Regions from separate parts of the Homo sapiens genome. Here region 1 is linked to region 2. Evidence: chromatin contacts called from ENCODE Hi-C or POLR2A ChIA-PET data. All regions are on one chromosome and are shown on one strand. Each heading gives the region's core, a stretch centred on a gene start or an enhancer-like site at or near the end of the contact. The rest is flanking DNA. Distances are from core to core; before and after follow the strand shown.

Evidence for each region. Hi-C counts contacts between places; a loop is a spot of excess contacts on that map. ChIA-PET counts read pairs that join two places held with the same protein, here RNA polymerase II (POLR2A). Pooled maps may share reads with other maps.
Region 1: a map of A673 shows a loop between it and region 2 (6-fold over the local background). The contact joins two enhancer-like sites. A Hi-C loop is called at or near these places in 7 of 168 maps with a recorded cell type or tissue (A673, IMR-90, PC-3 and 4 more) and 2 of 50 pooled maps. POLR2A ChIA-PET finds 5 or more read pairs at or near these places in 4 of 52 experiments (GM10248, WTC11 and activated T-cell).

The regions. Positions count from the first base shown.
Region 1 is chr16:24,644,872-24,648,195 of GRCh38, reverse strand. It overlaps a transcript of TNRC6A not described here. Among named protein-coding and RNA genes, the nearest start is that of LINC01567, 25 kb to the left of the region's middle. Within about 2 kb of position 1,720, at least 6 of the 41 ENCODE cell types and tissues checked have a DNase peak (open chromatin) inside an H3K27ac peak, as active enhancers do.
Region 2 is chr16:24,583,991-24,586,921 of GRCh38, reverse strand. No RefSeq gene overlaps it. Among named protein-coding and RNA genes, the nearest start is that of RBBP6, 46 kb to the right of the region's middle. Within about 2 kb of position 1,326, at least 2 of the 41 ENCODE cell types and tissues checked have a DNase peak (open chromatin) inside an H3K27ac peak, as active enhancers do.

The sequences.
Region 1 (3,324 bases), core at 471-2,970, 61 kb before region 2:
CAAGAAGAACTGAAAGCAGGAACTCAAATAGATGCTTGTACACTCAAGTTCATGGCAGCATTATTCCCAATAGCCAAAAGGTGAAAATTACCCCAATGGTCATCAACAGATGAATGGATAGTATATGGTCTTAAGAAAGAAGGAAATTCTGACACTTGTTACAATATGGATGAACCGTGAAGACATTATGCTAAGTGAAATAAGCCCAACAAAAGAGGATAAATACTGTATGGTTCTACACATATGAATTTCCTAGAGTAGTCAAACTCATAGATATAGAAAATAGGCTGGGTGCAGTGGCTCACGCCTGCAATCCCAGCACTTTGGGAGGCTGAGACAGCTGATCATTTGAGGTCAGGAGTTCGAGACCAGCCTGGCCAACATGGTGAAAACACATCTCTACTAAAAATACAAAAATTAGCCAGGCATGGTGGCGCGTGCCTGTAATCTCAGCTACTCAGGAGGCTGAGGCAGAAGAATCCCTTGAACCCAGGAGGCAGAGGTTGCAGTGAGCCAAGATCACACCACTGCACTCCAGCCTGGGCGAAAGGGGGAGTTAGTGTTTAATGGGGTCAGAATTTCAGTGTGGGAAGATAAAGTTGTAGAGATGGACGGTGGTGATGGTTCACAGCAGTGTGAATGTACTTAATGCCATGGAGATGTATACCTACAGATGATTAAAATAGTAAATTTTATGTTGTGTATATTTTACCACAATGAGAAAACCCAATGAAATTAGTTAGTTGAAATCAGAATAAAATGTTGAGCAAAAACCTTTTAAATAGATTTTATTTTATCAGGATTAGAGATTATAACTTTGGCCAGCTATAAAAATGACTAGGATTCTTGCATGCATGCGCGTATACACATGTACACAATTTTTAATGGAAAGATGGTAAAAAAATTATTTAAGTTGTAAAAATTTTGTTAGAAAATTATGAGGAAAAGACTAAAAAGATATTTTAGGCTGGCGTGGTGGCTCACACCTGTAATCCCAGCACTTTGGGAGGCCAAGGTGGGCAGATTGCTTGAGCACCGGAGTGTGAGATCATCCTGGGCAACATGGTGAACCCCTGTCTCTACGAAAAATAGAAAAAAATGGCTGAGTGTGGTGGTGCACCCCTGTAGTCCCAGCTACTGGGGAGGAGGCTGAGGTGGGAGGATCACTGAGCCCAGGAGGTCAAAACTGGAGTGGGGTCAATCCGCACCACCACACTCCAGCCTGGGAAATAGAGGGAAACTCTGTCTCAAAATAAATGAATAAATAAATAAAAATAAAGATTTTACAGAAAGTGAATAATCTGCAATTAAGCCACCAAACAATTGCCCATAGAATGAAAGAACGTATTAAAGCTAAATGGATTCAAATTTTGGAAAATTGCACAATTTAGCTGAGTCATGCCATGAGATACCACCCAACTAATAGCCTGGGTATATTTATTCAAAAAGGTCTTCCAAATTTATGAAAAAACCTTGTCAATTCATGGCTTACCAAAGTGTAGCATAGATTTTAAAAACATCTTTTACATCTGACCAAAAAAATTTCACTTAGATATGAAAAAATTAGTTTCTATCATGCCAGATGGTCCTCCAGCTATGTTTGGTCAAAAATCTGGTTTTATTGGAGTTTCAAAACAAGAGACTGATGTTTCCCTTATTGCTTCATCCCACTGTATGATAAATACTGAAAATATTTGTGCTGCTTTTGGAAGCAGGCTCCATGGAAAGTGTCATGGGTACAGTTGTTAAAACTGTTCAGTGTATACATACAAATGCTGTGAATCACCACCAGTGCATGGGATTTTTGAAAGAAATAGAAGGCAATGAATGGGGTGATCTTGGGTCTTCGCCAATGTTCATTGGTTGAGTCATGGAAGAGTTTTACAAAGATTTACTGTACTGTCAATTCCAATTCAAGATTTTCTTGAAACAAAGGGAATGCTTGCCAAATATTTAATAATCAAAGATAAACATGGCAGTGTGACTTAAGTTTTCTCAGCAATATCATAGTGTATATGAAATGAGATAAATTCCAAGCTCTAAAGAAAGAAAAACCTGTGACCTAGCTGGAAAAGTATAAGAATTTACATTGAAATGAAAACATTTCATAATACAAATCAATAGTAATGATTCTGCATATTTTTAACATGAATCAATATGCAAAATATATATTTTTTAAGACAGGGTTTTGCTCTGTTGCCCAGGCTGAAGTGCAGTGGCATTATCTTGGCTCACGGCAACCTCTGCCTCCCAGACTCAAGTGATCCTCCCACCTCAGCCCCTCAAGTAGCTGGGACTACAGATGCACGCACCATCATGGCCTGCTAATTTTTTTTTTTTTTTTTTTTTTTTTTTTTTTTTGTAGATACAGGGTCTTGTCATGTTTCCCAGGTTGGTCTCGAACTCCTGAGCTCAAGTGATCTTCCCCACCTCGGCCTCCCAAAGTGCTGGGATTACAGGCATGAGCCACCGCGCCTGGCTGCAAAATATTTTTAATGGTAATCACCAGTATTATGTAAATTATCTGCAAAACTTACAAGAAAAATTTGAAGAATATTGTTGATATTGACAAACTTTAGAGTTACTTTTCAATTTATACAGCATCCTTTTACATTCCATGTTAATACTGAGTTGACATGAGGATTGGTGAATTGCTATAACTCGGACAGAAGTAGGTTTTTGTTTTTTGTTTTTTGTTTTTTTTTTGAGACAGGGTCTCACTCTGTTGCCCAGGCTGGAGTGCAGTGGCGTGATCTTGGCTCACTGCAACCTCTGCCTCCCAGGCTCAAGCTTCCTGAGTAGCTGGGATTACAGGCATGCACCACTACCACCGGACTAATTTTTGTATTTTTAATAGAGATGGGGTTTCACCATGTTGGCCAGGCTGGTCTTGAACTCCTGACCTCAAATGATCCATCCGCCTCAGCCTCCTAAAGTGCTGGGATTATAGGCATGAGCCACTGTGCCCAGCCTGGACAGAAGTAGTTTTAAAACTGATATGCTTTTGCTTCAAAGTCAAACCACTATTCCAATAAAGATGAACTAGCTTCACCAATGTGGAAGTGAATAATACAGGAAAGTGATTTTTTGATACTTGGAAAATATTTAAGTATCTTTGGAACAACCTGCATATGCTGTTCTACTTTTTCAACTGTAACTATAAATACAGATCAAATGTTTTCAATGACAGCTGTACTGTAAGTGTAAAATACACCCTGGATGTCAAAGATTTAGAATAACAACAGGAAGTAAGGAATATATCTCATTACAAATTTTTATATTGATTTCAGGTTGACATGAAGATATTTTAGAAATGTTAGGTTC
Region 2 (2,931 bases), core at 77-2,576:
TAGAGACGGGGTTTCACTATGTTGGCCAGGCTGGTCTCAAACTCCTGACTCAAGTAATCTGCCTGCCTCAGGCTCCCAAAGTGCTGGGATTACAGGACCTCATCTTTAGAAACACACACACACACACACACACACACACACACACACACACACACACACCAAAAACTTAAATGACAAGTATGTGGGGCCTCAGAGTTGCTTTCTCCTTCAGAAATCTATTCCTCAGAAACAATAACAAAAAATTAGAGCCAACGTCAGTTTTATGTTCTCAGCAAGACTGAAGTGGATTCTACATCTATGTAACTTGATCAAGTTGTCCTAGAAAAGGAGCAGCAAAGGAAGACGGAATGGAGATGAGAGAGGTGGTTTTGAAATGAAAAGTCACAAAGGAGAAACTGAATGGCAGACTGTATATGAAGATCATTGAATTAGGGAAAATAAACTATGATTTATCCAACAGAAAGAAACCTTAAAAAATGATTTAAAAGTTTGCCGAGGGCTGGGCGCAGTGGCTCAAGCTTGTAATCCCAGCCCTTTGGGAGGCTGAGGTGGGAGGATTGGTTGAGCCAGGAGTTTGAGATCAGTCTGAACAATATAAGGGAGATCCCCATTTCTACAAAACAATTAAAAAATTAGCTGGGTGTGGTGGCACGTTCTGTGGTGCCAGTAACTCAGGAGGCTGAGGCAGGGTTGTGGGGATCGCTTGAGCCCAGGAGGTCGAGGCTGTAGTGAGGTGTGATCATGCCACTGCACTCCAGCCTGGGTGGCACAGCAAGATCCAATCTCAAAACAAAAACAAAAACAAAACAAAAAAAGAGAGGCAGAAAAAGGTATATGGAAGACAAATCCCTTAGCTACACCCTACAAACAATCAGAGTCACTAAAAGAAAGAAAAAAATGGTGGTGGTGGTGGTGTTGGAGAAGAAAAAGAAATAATGAAAGACAACTTTCTTAATCTATAGAAAGAACTTAAGTTGATATGGTTGATCAAGGAGCCAGAAATAACCAATCTAGAATGGCCTTGAAAACATAAGCAGCCTAGAAATTTACAGCGTCTTGGGGAAATCTTTGATGTTCTACAGGTTCAATTTTTGCTAAATCTGGCTTGGCAAGCCCCCTGCTGACATTTTAACATGACTGTTAATGACACGGAGTAGGACAGAAATTCCAGCGAAGCATGGTGGATCGAATATTCTTCCTTCCTTCTCCAGAGTGCACTGTAATGATAATAAAAGGTCAAACAAGGCACAAACAGGGAGAGCAGAAGAGGAAATAATCGCAACACATTTTTGAAAGGTGAAATTCATGTGAACAAGGGGTAAGCTGACCAGAAAACCAGAGGTCTGAATCAGAAGCCTAAAAACCAGATGACTCATAACCTAGAAGCCTAAAGTGAATCAGAATATGCAGGCAAGAGAGAACTCTAGGCTGGGTGCGGTGGTTCACGCCTGTAATCCCAGCACTTTGGGAGGCCAAGGCGGGTGGATCATGAGGTCAGGACTTCAATACCAACCTGGCCAAGACGGTGAAACCCCATCTCTACTAAAAATACAAAAATTAGCCAGGTGTGATGCCACACGCCTGTAATTCCAGCCACTCGGGAGGCTGAGGCACAAGAATCGCTTGAACCTGGGAGGTGGAGGTTGCAGTGAGCCGAGATCATGCCATTGTACTCCAGCCTGGGCGACAGAGTGAGATTCCGTCTCAAAAAAAAAAAAAAAATTAGTGGGGCGTGGTGGCACACACTTGTAATCCCAGCTACTCAGGAGGCTGCGGTGGGAGAATCGCTTGAACGCAGGAGGCGAAGGTTGCAGTGAGCCAAGATCATGCCATTGCACTCCAGCCTGGGGGACAAGAGCAAAACTCCGTCTCAAAAAATAAAAAATAATAAAAAAAGAACACTGAAAGCCAGAATGCAGATAGGTCCAAAGGGTTAACACAAAGCAGCACACCTTGGCAGAAGTTAGAGGCTTACTCTCTGGAGAGGTTCAACTAGAGCAGTGGTTCTCAACCTTGGCTGCACATTGGAGTCACCTGGAGAGATTTTAAAAGACTGATGTTCAGACCACCCCACCAGATGTATTAAAGTAAAAACTCTGGGTAAGGTATACAGCCTTCAGTATGTCTTAAAGCTCTCTAAGTAGTCCAAAATATGCAGCCCTTTTGGGTACCAAAGAATAGAAGGACTCTGGACTTGAGGACATCAAGTGGATAGGGGTGCTGTACTGGAAAGAGCAGGATGGAGTCTGTCTATATATACTGAATGGAAGCTTACTTGGCTCCAAAAAATTCCTGGTAGCTGGATTTGTAATTATACTATAGTTTTTCATCCCCATTCTAAAGAGTGGAGGATTCCCCTCTGGAAGAAACTAACCACAAGAAAAAATGCCGGGAAGATCCTCAGTGAAGTGGTACACTCAGATCACTCTATAATAGAACTCTCTTGTCATATCTCACAAATTTCTAACTTGAAGAGCAGAAGAAAACCTCAACAAAATGAATATCTTTACAAGTCCTATTATAGCCATGAAAAAGAATAGAATGTTATGAAAAGGGGAACAATCAGGAAATAAAAAAATAGAACCCTGAGAAATTGTAAATATGGGCCAGACGTGGTGGCTTACACCTGTAATCCCAGCATTTTGGGAGGCTGAGGCGAGTGGATCACCTGAGGTCAGGAGCTCGAGACCAGCCTGGCCAACATGGTGAAACCCTGCCTTTACTAAAAAATACAAAAATTAGCTTGGTGCAGTGGCAGGCGCCTGTAATCCCAGCTACTCGGGAGTCTGAGGCAGGAGAATCGCTTGAACCCAGGAGGCAGAGGTTGCAGTGAACCAAGATTGTACCATTGCACTCCAGCCTTGGAGACAGAGTAAAATTCCATCTCAAAAAAAAAAAAAAAAGAAAGAAAGAAAAGAAAGAAAGAAAAGA